Regions from separate parts of the Homo sapiens genome. Here region 1 is linked to region 2. The links are chromatin contacts, found by Hi-C in ENCODE. All regions are on one chromosome and are shown on one strand. The core of a region is the stretch at or near the end of the contact, and the rest is flanking DNA. Distances in the headings are between cores, read along the strand shown.

Region 1 (6,486 bases), core at 1,246-3,745, 430 kb before region 2:
TGATCCCAGCAAATCAGGAATCATCTCTGAGTCTCAGTTTCCTTGCTGGTGAGATGTGAACGCTGCTGTGGTGGGGAGTAAGGGGGAGGGAGGCAGGCTTTATGACAGCTATGAGCATTTACTCATTTACTATGAGTCAGACAAGTAAGACTGAATCTCCATGCTATAGTTTGCTACCCACGTTCTTTTATTTTTATTTATATATTTATATATTTATTTATTTGTTTATATGTTTTTAATTTCAGTAGGTTTTTGGGGGAACAGGTAGTGTCTGGTTACATGAATTTACATGAATAACTTCTTTCATTTTTTGAGATGGAATCTTACTCTTGTTGCCCAGGCTAGAGTACAGCGGCACGATCTTGGCTCACTGCAACCTCCATCTCCCGGGTTCAAGTGATTTTCTTGCCTCAACCTCCCCAGTAGCTGGGACTACAGGCGGCCACCACCATGCCCGGCTAATTTTTGTATCTTTAGTAAAGATGGAGTTTCACCATGTTGGCCAGGCTGGATCTGCAAGCCTCGGCCTCCCAAAGTGCTGGGATTACAGGCATGAACCACCGTGCCCGTCGAATAAGTTCTTTAGTGGTGATTTCTGAGACTTTGGTGCACGCATCGCTCAAGCAGTGTACACTGTACCCAATGTGTAGTCTTTTATCCCTCAGCACCCCCGACCCTTTCCCCTGAGTTCCCAAAGTCCAATCTATCATTCTTATGCCTTTTTGTCCTTATAGCTTAGCTCCCACATATGAATGAGAACACACAAAATTTGATTTTCCATTCCTGAGTTTCTTCACTTAGAATAATAGTCTCCAGTTCCATCCAGGTTGCTGCAAATGCCATTATTTCCTTTTCTTTTTATGGCCGAGTAGTATTTCATGGTGTGTTTGTGTGTATATATATATGTGTGTGTGTGTATATATATATGTATATATGTGTGTGTATATATGTATACATGTGTGTATATATACATGTATATATATGTGTGTGTTTATATATATATAAATGTGATATATATATATCACATTTTCTTTATTTACTTGTTGATTGATGGGCATTTGGACTGGTTTTGTATTTTTGCAATTGCAAATTGTGCTGCTATAAACAATCCAAATCGGTAAAGAGGAAGTCAAATTGCCGCTGCTCGCTGATGATATGATTGTGTACCTAGAAAATCCCAAACACTCATCCAAAAAGCTCCTAGAACTGGTCAATGAATCCTGCATTCATTCATTCATTGTTCAACAAATACTCGTTGGGTCCTTTCTAAATGTGTCAGGCACTGTGCAGGGTGTTAGAGAAACATCAGTGAACAAAAGGGATAAAATCTCTTCCCTCATGGGACTCACACTTTAGTGGGATGTGTGTAGTGCATGATGACATAATTGTAGCACCCATTGTATGCAAATAGGAAAGGAGGCTGGCATGATGTCAGGCCAGTGTCACAGCCCCTCTGAGTCTGTTTCCTTTCCCTTAAATGACTTTGATAGGTCTTTCTCTTAAATGACTTTTTTTTTTTTTTTTTGAGACGGCGTCTCGCTCTGTCGCCCAGGCTGCCACGCTGGAGTTCAGTGGCAGGATCTCGGCTCACTGCAAGCTCCGCCTCCCAGGTTCACGCCATTCTGCTGCCTCAGCCTCCCAAGTAGCTGGGACTACAGGTGCCCGCCACCACACCTGGCTAATTTTGTTTTTGTATTTTTAGTAGAGACGGGGTTTCACTGTGTTAGCCAGGATGGTCTCGATCTCCTGACCTCGTGATCCGCCTGCCTTGGCCTCCCAAAGGGATTAAATGACTCTTGTAGGCCTTTCCTCTTACCGACGTTGTAAGCATTGAATAAGAGGGTGTTGTGAGTTGAATTGTATCATCTCCAGATGCATCTACTGATGTTCTAACCCCTGGAAATAGGACCTTACTGGAGATCTTGTCTTCACAGAAGTAATGAAGTTAAGTTGAGGCCATTTGGGTGGGCTTTAATCAGTAAGACTGGTGCTTTTATAAGAAGTGGAAATTTGGATACAGAGACATGCACAGAAGGAAGTGAAGAGATCCAGGGAGAAGACAGCAATCTACAAGCCAAGGAGAGAGGCCTGGAACAGAGTGGAGTCTCCCCCATAGCCCTCAGAAGGAATCACCCCTGCTGACACCTTGATTTTCAACTTCTGACCTCCACAGCTGGGAGAGAATAAATTTCTGTTGTTTGAGCCACCTTGTTACAAAACTCCAGCAAACCAATACAGAGGGTTTCTGTAAAGTGTTGATCTCAGTGTCTGGCAACTATGAAGTATTGCACTGGACAAATGGAGGTTGTAAGAATAACAGAGGTAAATGATTGCCTGGCCCCTAGCCAACCCTTATTCCATGCTACTCCCTCCCTCTCACTTTAACAAGGTTTGTTATAAAGGAAACTCCCAGTCAAATCCCTGTGGTCACTCCTCCGACCGCTCCCACCTCTTTGCCGCCTTTTCTCAGATAGGTTGCTTCAAGCCAAAAGCACTTCTCCCAGCAGTTCTGACTTGATGAAGTTATCTTGTTTCAGGGCTGAGCAGAGCTTTCCATGACAATAGCTCTCTGGGGGAAACGAAGCCAGCTGTCACATCGCTGCCTGACACTTTGCTATCACACATTTTCTTCCAGGTCTCCTTGTCCGACAGCTTCTTCACAAGTGGCTCCGTGCAGGGCCTCCATGACCTCGAATGACTGATTGCCACCTAAGCGGGCAGTTGGGCTGCATTATCACAGCTGTTACAAGGAAAGAGAGGGTTGTAATCCCTCTTCCCCAAATGACAGACTGCTTGTTAGACACAGAATGGTCACTGTGGCTTGTAAGATGTGGGTGGGGAAGAATAATCCATTTATAGAAAACCACAGACTGACAACCTCTCCTTCTTGCTGTTCCCTGTCTCCTTAAACCTGTTTTCTCTGCCCACTTATCGGATCATACGGATTCTGAAATGTGTCTGACATCCAATGGCAACTAGCAATGTGCAACCAAAAGTTATTTCTTGGCCTGGCATGGTGGCTCATGCCTGTAATCCCAGCACTTTAGGAGGCTGAGGCAGGCGGATCACCTGAGGTCAGGAGTTTGAGACCAGCCTGGCCAACATGGTGAAACCCTGTCTCTATTAAAAATACAAAAATTAGCTGGGTGTGGTGGTGGGTGTCTGTAATCCCAGCTACTTGGGAGGCTGAGGCAGGAGAATCACTTGAACCCAGGAAGCAGAGGTTGCAGTGAGCTGAGACGGTGCCATTGCATTCCAGACTGGGCAACAAGAGTGAAACTCTGTCTCAAAAAAAAAAAAAAAAAAAAAGTTATTTCTTGCCTGGCCAGGATACCTCAACCACTGCTTAAAACACCTACTATATACCAGACATATAAAACCATTTATTGATCTATAAACATTTATTGAGTTTGTATGGTAGTGATTCGAATGAGTGAAGGTGTCAATAAGAGATACCAACTAAAAGCAGCTTGACGAAGTCATTATATGAAGAAGACACTTGCACATGTGTGTTTACAGCAGCGTAATTTACAATTGCAAAGATGCGGAACCAACCCAAGTGCCCATGGATTGAGTGGCTAAAGAAAAACGTGGTATATATACACCACGGAATATGACTCAGCCATTAAAAGGAATGAAATCATGTCTTTTGCAGCGACTTGGATGGATCTGGAGGCCATTATTCTAAGTGAAGTAACACAGGAGTAGAAAACCAAAAACCGCATGTTCTCACTAAAAGCGGGAGGTTGAGCTATGAGTACGCAGAGGCATACAGAGTGGTATAATGGACTTCAGGGACTTTAAAGTGTGAGAGTGTAGGGGGGCCAGGGATGGAAAAAACCTACACGTTAGGTACAATGTACACTACTTGTGTGATGAGTGCACTAAAATCTCAGAATTCATCACTATATAATTCATTTATGTAACCAAAAACCACTTGTACCCCAAGAACTATTGAAAATAAATAGATAAAAAATTAAAAAGTGTGCTGTAAAAGAAATTAAAAGCAGCTTAACTAATGACACATTATTTCTCACGTAACAGAACTCGAGAGGAGTTGGATCCAGGGTTGATTCCATGGCGCCTGGGCTCCGCATCAGCCTCTCTTAGCCTTTTTTGCCTTCTCCCTCTCGGAGCCAAAATAGCTGCTGCTGCACCGTCATCACGTCTTTCATGTCAGTGTCCAGAGCAGTAAGGCAGTTCGAGAATGGCTGTTGGGTGGCAATCACAAATGTCTGGGGCATGTGCCATGTGCTAGTCATTTTTCTAGGTGCTGATGTTTTGCTTCTTCTAATCCTGAGCAACATACTCTGGGAAGGTGTCATCTTTGAGATGTTAAGTGATTTGTCTAAGGCCATAAGCTAGTAAGTGGCATGATGGGAATTTAAGTCTAGGTTTACCTGACTCCAAAAAGTCTGTGTTCATTCTACCAAGATCTAGCAGTGTCTAGATCAGGGTTTCTCAATCTGAGCACTATTGACATTTTGTGCTGGACAGTTCCTTGTTGTAGGGGGCTGTCCCATGCATTGCAGGATGTTCAGCAGCTTCTGTAGAACCTATCTATTAGATGCCAGTAGCACCCCCTCAGCTGTGACAATCAAAAATGCCCCCACACATTGCCAAATGTTCAGATGCTGCAAAAATCACCTGCAGTTAAGAGCCATTGCCCTATGGAGTACTCTTTCTGTCAAGGCTCAATATAAAATTGCATAAAGCTGGACGCGGTGACTCACACCTGTAATTCCAGCAATTTGGGAGGCTGAGGTAGGCACACTTGAACTCCTGAGTCCAGGAATTCAAGCTGGGCAACATGGCGAAATCCTGTCTCTACTAAAAATACAAAAAATTAGTCAGGCGTGGTGGTGTGCGCCTGTAATCCCAGCTTCTCAGGAGGCTGAGGTGGGAGAATTGCGTGAGCTCAGGAGGGCAAGACTGCAGTAAACTGAAATTGTGCCACTGCACTCCAGCCTGATCAACTGGAGTGAGATCCTGTTAAAAAAAAAAAAAAAAAAAAAAAAAAAAAAAAAAGCCTGAGTCCTGAGCCTTTAACCTGGTGACCAACATGCTCCCTGCTCTGGCACTCAGTATGGAGTTTTCAAAATACATTCTCTAATTTGGTATGATTGATGGCTGTAGAGGGGGTGAGTGAGAGATAAATGGACCACAAACAGGCTGGCTATTGACACTATGTCACAGTGACACTGCTGAGGGATGTTTTATAGGTTAACTCTTAATTTTAACCTTCACATCAATCTCACGACACAAGTACTATCCTTCCCCCCGATCTTTAGATGAGGAGAATGAATTGAGAGCCATGAAGTTACTTGCTCGAAGCTACACAGCTGGAGTGTGGCCCATGGCAGAGTCTGTCTGCAGAGGGCCCCCTCAAGCCTTGCTGTCTCCATAGCACCTCTGTGCGTGAGTTACTGTCAGCTCTGATTTTCAAAGAGGAAACATGCGAGAAGACACTCAGTCCCAAATTAGTGCTTTGAATAATTCACAAGGCACTTTCAGGTGTTCAGGCCCGGGGACTTTCAGGAGACCTGGTGTTATGGACTGAAAGTCTGTGTCTTCCCAAAATTCATAGGTTGAAGCCCTAACCCCCAGTGTGATGTTGTTAGGAGGTTGGGCCTATGGGAGGTGATAAGGTTTAGATGAGGTCATGAGTGTGGGGCCCCCATGGTGGGGGGGGCGGGATTAGTGTTTTCATAAGAAGAGGAAAAGAGACAGACTCTTCCTCTGTCTCCACCACGTGAGGACACAGCAAGAAGGCGGCTGTCTGCAAGCCAGGAAGAGAGTCTTTATCAAAACCCAATCCTCCTGGCTTCCTGATCTTGGACTTCCTGCCCTTCACAATAAGTGCCTGTTGTTTAAGCCACACATTCATGGTGTTTTATTATAGCAGCTTGAGCTGACTAGGGCAGTTGGTAACACAGATGAGTGACTGCAGGAGATTGGTTAATGCCAGGGCAGTGCCACACCTCATGGTCCAGGAGGGAGCAAAGGCAGAGGTGCCCCTGCTATGATGCCTGCTTGCTTACAGATTGTCTTCTTCAATCTATTCTGCACACGACTATCTACAAACAGAGAGCCCGCCAAACCAGGCGGCTGCTTAAAACCCTTCAGCGGATACTCAGTGCCGCCTGGGTAAAGCGTCTAGAACCTATCACACTCATATTTTTAATTACTTGTTGTCCATTTGTTTAATAGTGTAATGGGCATCCAGGCCCAGGGACTGGACCATACCTACGCCTCCAGCTCACTCACTTGCACCATCATAATCGTTGTGTTCCTGAGAGCAGCCTTGTTTCTCTTGGTGCCTTTGTGGATGGATGGTGGTGCTGCTGTCTGAATGCACAGCCCTATCAGTCCACCAGACAGATCCCTATTTGTCCTTTAAATATTTGCTGAGTCTCTCGTGTAGACTTCCCGGAGTCTCCTCTCCCTGATAGTTAATCTCTTCCTCCTCTGTGATGCATGCTTTCC
Region 2 (5,994 bases), core at 1,808-4,307:
GTAACAAGAGATAAACACTCCATTCTAGAGGATGAATAATTAGGTACTGCTCAGCACTGTGCTCTTTACACGTCTAATTTTAGAGCATAATTAATCCTGCTGAAGCTGCATACGATAAGTGAAATATTTATGCAGCTGTGTTAATTCATGTATTTACTCCTAGAGAGACATTCAGAATTGGTCATGGCTTTCCGGGAAGATCATCTGGAGACACCCCCTGGACCAATGGCATTTTCTCTCCCAAGTCTTATGCCTCCCGATGGCCTCAAGAGATGAAGCTGAATAGAGACATTTCCCAAACCCAAGTCTGACCAGGAAGGCAATGAGCCAGAACAGAAAATATCGATGAGAACCTAGATGTTCTGTAAGTACATGAACAAACCCCTGGCCCATCTGGATGCTTTTACTGTTTATTTTTTATTTGGTGCAAAGAAGACCTTTTCTGTTTAGCACCACAAAAGTTGTTTCTGTGTTACTAACTTGACTACATTATTGCCAGTGCAACACTAAAGAAGTTGTGTTTGATACTAGAGTTGTGCACGGGCAACTATGGTGATGATGAGAAGGAGAAGGATGAAGAGGAGGAGGAGGGTGGTGGTGATGGCCATGATGATGGTGGTGATGATCGTGGTAATGAGGATGATGGCAATGGTCATGATGATGATGATGATGACGGTGATGGTGGTGGTGATGATAATGATAATAATGATATCAGAGGCGTGTGAACCAGAACACTCCATCTTAAATAGTAGCTGGGTAAAATGAGGCTGAGACCTACTGGGCTGCATTCGTAAATGGCTTAAGGCATTCTAAGTCACAAGATGAGATAGGAGGTGGGCAAAAGATATAGATCATAAAGACCATGCTGAGAGACAAAACAGGTTGCAGTAAAGAAGCTGGCCAAAACCCAACAAAACCAAGATGGCCATGAGAGGGATCTCTGGTCGTCCCCACTGCTACACTCCCACCAGCGCCATGACAGTTTACAAATGCCATGGCAACATCAGGAAGTTACCCTATATGGTCTAAAAAAGGGAGGCATGAATAATCCACCCCGTGTTTAGCATATCATCAAGAAATAACCCAGCCTTGGGTCTGCTCTGTCTATGGAGTAGCCATTCTTTTATTCCTTAACTTTCTTAATAAACTTGCTTTGACTTTACTCCATGGACTTGCCCTGAATTCTTTCTTGCATGAGATCCAAGAACCCTCTCTTGAGGTCTGCATTGGGACCCCTTTTCTGTAACTACAATGGTGATGGCTAACATTTATTGAACCACTTGTATGTTACAGGGTCTATGCTAAGCTAAGCTATGCACTTTACATGTATTCTCCCATTTCATCTTCACACCAGCCTTATTAGGTAATTATTTCTGTACCCTTTCACAGATGAATAAACCGAGGCTAAAAAAGATCACTTCTTTCATAGAAGTATTTGTAAATGGGACAGTAGATTTAGTTCAGATGTGCACTAAATTACTCCTTCCTAAAGGATTTATACATCTCAAGAGTTTAGTCATCTTTGATAGATAACTTAGAGAATTAAATATAACAACAGTCTTCCCTAATTGGCCCCCTTCCAGAGTAAGGTCCCTGAAGTAGAAGCTTTGCCACTTACTAGCTAGGGGATTTGCCCTCTGAGATTCAATTTCCTCCTCTGTAAAGTGGGAATAAGCAACATTTAACCTCATAAGGTTACGAAGATTACATTGAGGAACGTATGTAATGCATCCAGTATGATGATTGACATACCCAAGTCCCTAAATATGTTAGCTGTTTTATAATAGATGCTTCGAGAGTGACACCAATGGTGGGTGGGGCTAGAGTTAGAACTCACTTATTTGACAGATACCTATCACATTTAAAAGTTTCCAGCCAAATGAAATACATCTTAACATCAATCAATCATTCATCCATACATGTATTTATTCATTCAAACCTTTATTGACCAATTTACCTGTGATGTTCAGTGTTTTGTTGTAATGCTGGAAATAAGACTCCTGTTTGCTGAATAGTTCATCCCCTGTAAGGGTGATTATCCACCCCTGTGATAGGCAAAACATTTGGCCCCAATTCTTCAGCATACTCTCAGTGTCCACACTATTGCCATAAAACTTCAAGACCTATCTCATGAAAGGCAGAGTATACCTGCAATCCCTTGACCCTGAACTTGGCCACCTGACCTGCTTTGGACAGAAGGATGTTAGCAGACGTGAACGTGACCAAGCAGTGGCTTGAAATGTGCATGTGCAGCTAGGCGTTCCTTTCTGTGCTTCTGCCATGGCCAGGAAAAGAGCTTCCCCAGGTAGCTGCTACCTTTTCAGCCCGAGACACAGCAGAAACACGTGTGGAGCAGAGACCACACCACTGATTCGTACGCTTGTGGCAGGAAGCAGAGGCACTATCCCCACCCCAGGCAGAGCTTCTCCACTCAACCTGCACTACCATGAGGAAAATAAATGCTTACTGTTGTACGCCTCTAAGATCTCACAGCAAAAAGCTGACCAACACAGCCACAAATCATTATTACACAGCAGAGAACATGGCCAGTGATCTGAGGAAGGTACAAATGCCCTATGGAGAATTCAAAGACTCACATGTTCTCATTTGGGAGTTAAATATAAAACACATTTAGAATGCCTGATGGCACTGTGAGAATCTAGGATTTAACTCTGTGAATAGAAAGAAGATAAGAAGCCACAAGTAATTGTGCACTTCATTCGAATTCACACTAACCCTATGCACTAGCTAACCTCTGCCTATTTTGATATTGCATTTCACTGTAGTGGTAACTAGATTTTTCTCTCCCACCTGTAGCCTGGCATAACACGTTCTGTAATCATCTCTGAATATAGCCTCCACTATTTGAACGGGGCTTCTGCCCTCTGGCTTGAGCCTTTCTATCCTCCTCATACCGAGCTCATTTTTGGTGTTAACCTGCTATCTGAGCTGACTTTGCTTTTCCTATTTCCTCCGTGTTGGCAATTGAAAGGAAACCAACCTGCCATTCCAAGCCACGGCCAGCCTCTAGAGGCCATGCCAGGAAACCCCGGGCTATAGTGAGATCACCAGCTATGAAGTAGAAAGGGCAGACAGGAGGAAATGCTTCTGGTGACACAGCTGGCCCAAGCGGCTTTACAGTTCTATAAATGCCACAGTCTCATTAGACTGCAATAGAGATTGCCTTTCCTTCATTCCTCCACGGGATAAGAACATGAGTTGCCATGTTGGTACAACATGACTCCACCGTGAGTCATGCCTGATAAGTCTAGGAAAGAGTCTTTGACCTCAAAATGCATCAGAAATCCTTTCTCTGGAGTGAAATTGGGACTGATTACAGCCTAGTTATGTAATTTTGTACAGCAGCGTTTCTCAACCACAGCCTACCAACATGTGAGGTTGGATAATTTTGTGTTTTGTGATGTAGGGGGCTGTCCTGGACCCTGTAAGGTGTTTTCCTGCATCTTCTGGCCCTGGCCTCTACCCATTAGATCAGCAAGCAGATTCCCAGCCGTGATCACTGAATGTGTCTCCAGGCATTGCCAAATGTCACCTGAGGGACAAAATTGCCCTTCACCCTTTGAGAACCACTGCCCTAGACAGAAGACCTATAAATTCCCACTTAAGGCACCAGGACTGTCCTGGCTCTTGTCTTTTTCTAAACCTATTTAACTCTTTCCTAAATCCCCTGAGAGAGACTGTATCCTTAGAATACTTTTGTTTGTTAAATTTAGTTATCTAGAATTGCTTTCCATTATAAGCAACCTAAAGAACCATGGTTTCATGTGACAGGAACTCAGTAAATATTTTTAGGGAGCAAACTCATCATGCAAAGATCCACTGGGAAGCCCAGGAGCAAACAAAGCGAGTGTGAGGGTCTCAAGTCCCCCTAAAGAAAGGGGTCACCCGGGGTCTTACCATCACCCACAAACTGAAGCAAGGCCAGGTCGATCTGCCTCTTCCAAGGAGAGCCTTTCTGAAGGGCAATTCCATAACCGGTGGTGGCAAAGATGTACCCACTCCCGATGGTCACCAGCTTGCAGCCTTCATCCCTCCCAGCCTTGTAATTCAAGACTGCGGCATCGTAGATGAAAGCGTCCAGCTTCCTGAAATGACAAGAAACCAGGGGGTCATAGGGGTGGCCAGGTACCACCTCGGGGTCCAGCTCCTGAGGCCTGATCCTGAAAGCATCCCACACTTTCTTTCATGCTGGTGATGATGACTCATGGCCTCTCCATCCCCTCATCATAAAAGGATCTATTTTTAATGAGGAGATAAAAGCCAGAACCTTTTCTCTCCAACTTACAAGAGGCAGCTAAATAAAGACATGAAGGATCCATATACCCAAGTGAGTAAACAGTTGAGTTTGCTGGTTTGCTAAGTGTTTGTCCTTAACACTCCCAGTGGTGGAGGACAGTGCCCTATTTAGAAAGGTTTGCATCAGAACAAAATAAACCACTAAGGGGCAGAAGAATTTGGTGGTAGTGTGTATGAAGGGGAAAGGAACTAAATAGGAATATTTTTTCCTCCCAAAAGAAATACATGTGCTGCTTATTTATCATACAGAAATTATTGCAGAATTTTTAAAAATCCAAATAATATAGAAAAGTATTAAAAATACAATTAAAATTAAAGCTACCTATAATTCTATAACTCAGATTCAACCTTTGTTAACATGTTAGTGAACAGCCTTCCAAATGTTTTAGTGAGTATGCACAAACACGCATACACAGAGATTGGCAAACTTTCTTCTATAAAGACAAGATAATAAATAGTTGAGGCTTTGTAGGACATACCGTCTCTGTTGCAGCTATTAAACTCTGCTGTTGTAGGGTGTTATGGGGCTGCACTGTGTCCACCCCTAACATTCATACAGAAGTAGGGTGAACCCCTAATCCACTGTGGCTGCCGTCCTTATTAAAAGGAGAAATCTGAACACAGACATGCACACAGGGAGAACGCCATATGAAGACTGGAGTTATGCTGCTGCAAGCCAAGGAACTACCAGAAGTCAGGAGAGAGGCCTGGAACAGATCCCTCCCTGGAGCCTTCGGTGGAAGCGTGGTCCTGCAGATGCCCTGATCTTGGACATCTAGCCTCCAGAGCTGCGAGACAGTCATTTCTGTTCTTTAAGCTGCTCAGGTTGCATTCCTTTGTTATGGCTGCCCTAGGAAACCAAGACATAGTGCCAAAGCAGCCATAGAGAATGTGTAAACAAACGAACTTTGCTGTGTTCCGATAAAATGTTATTTAGGAAAACAGATGGGTCCACGGGCTGTAGTTTGCCAACCCTTGTTTTAATCCCGAAAATGTTATTATGCCACACAAACTATTTCACATATTGCTTTCTTCTCTCATTCCATACCTAGTGAATATATTTCCATGTGAATACACATAGCACTTTTAAATTCTTTTTTGATACACTTATTTTTATTGAGGTATAACGTATGTGTAATAAAATGCTTGATGAATTTTTACATATGTATATATCCTTGAAATCACCATGCAGTTCAAAATGTGGAATGTTATCATTTCCTTAGAAATCCTATGCATACCCCAGAAAATAAGCATCAGGTAATCTCTCCAAGGGCACAACTGTGCCTAAATATTATTATTATTATTATTATTATTATTCAGATGGAGTCTCACTCCATTGCCCAGGCTGGAGTGCAATGGTGCGATCTCAGCTCACTGCAACCTCCACCTCCTGGGTTCAAGTGATTCTTGTGCCTCAGCCTCCCAAATAGCTGGGATTACAGGTGCCTGCCACCACTCCCGGCTAATTTTTATATTTTTAGTAGAGACAGGGTTTCACCAGGTTGGTCAGGCTGGTCTTGAACTCCTGGCCTCAAGTGATCCACCCACCTCGGCTTCCCAAAGTGCTGGGATTACAGGTGCTAATTATGATTAGATCCCTGTCAGTAGTCCTGGATATTGTTTCCAAATGTTAAAGTTATTTAACGAGGCTGAAATGATCACTGTGGAATGCAGGGA

What was found. Hi-C counts contacts between places; a loop is a spot of excess contacts on that map. Pooled maps may share reads with other maps.
Region 1: a loop to region 2 is called in a map of heart right ventricle, with 4 times the contacts of the local background. The contact joins two enhancer-like sites. A Hi-C loop is called at or near these places in 2 of 168 maps with a recorded cell type or tissue (Right ventricle myocardium inferior and heart right ventricle) and 7 of 50 pooled maps.

Annotation. Positions count from the first base shown.
Region 1 is chr16:9,367,761-9,374,246 of GRCh38, forward strand. All of the region lies in intron 1 of LINC02177 (long intergenic non-protein coding RNA 2177), which reads left to right. Among named protein-coding and RNA genes, the nearest start is that of LINC02177, 15 kb to the left of the region's middle. Within about 2 kb of position 2,496, at least 3 of the 41 ENCODE cell types and tissues checked have a DNase peak (open chromatin) inside an H3K27ac peak, as active enhancers do; they include heart right ventricle, where a contact is called at or near this core.
Region 2 is chr16:9,794,359-9,800,352 of GRCh38, forward strand. It overlaps GRIN2A (glutamate ionotropic receptor NMDA type subunit 2A), which reads right to left. Exons shown (of 13, transcript NM_001134407.3): 11 at 3,919-4,106. LOC105371077 (a long non-coding RNA gene) reads left to right here. Exons shown (of 4, transcript XR_933063.4): 2 at 164-364. Among named protein-coding and RNA genes, the nearest start is that of LINC01195, 340 kb to the left of the region's middle. Within about 2 kb of position 3,058, at least 4 of the 41 ENCODE cell types and tissues checked have a DNase peak (open chromatin) inside an H3K27ac peak, as active enhancers do; they include heart right ventricle, where a contact is called at or near this core.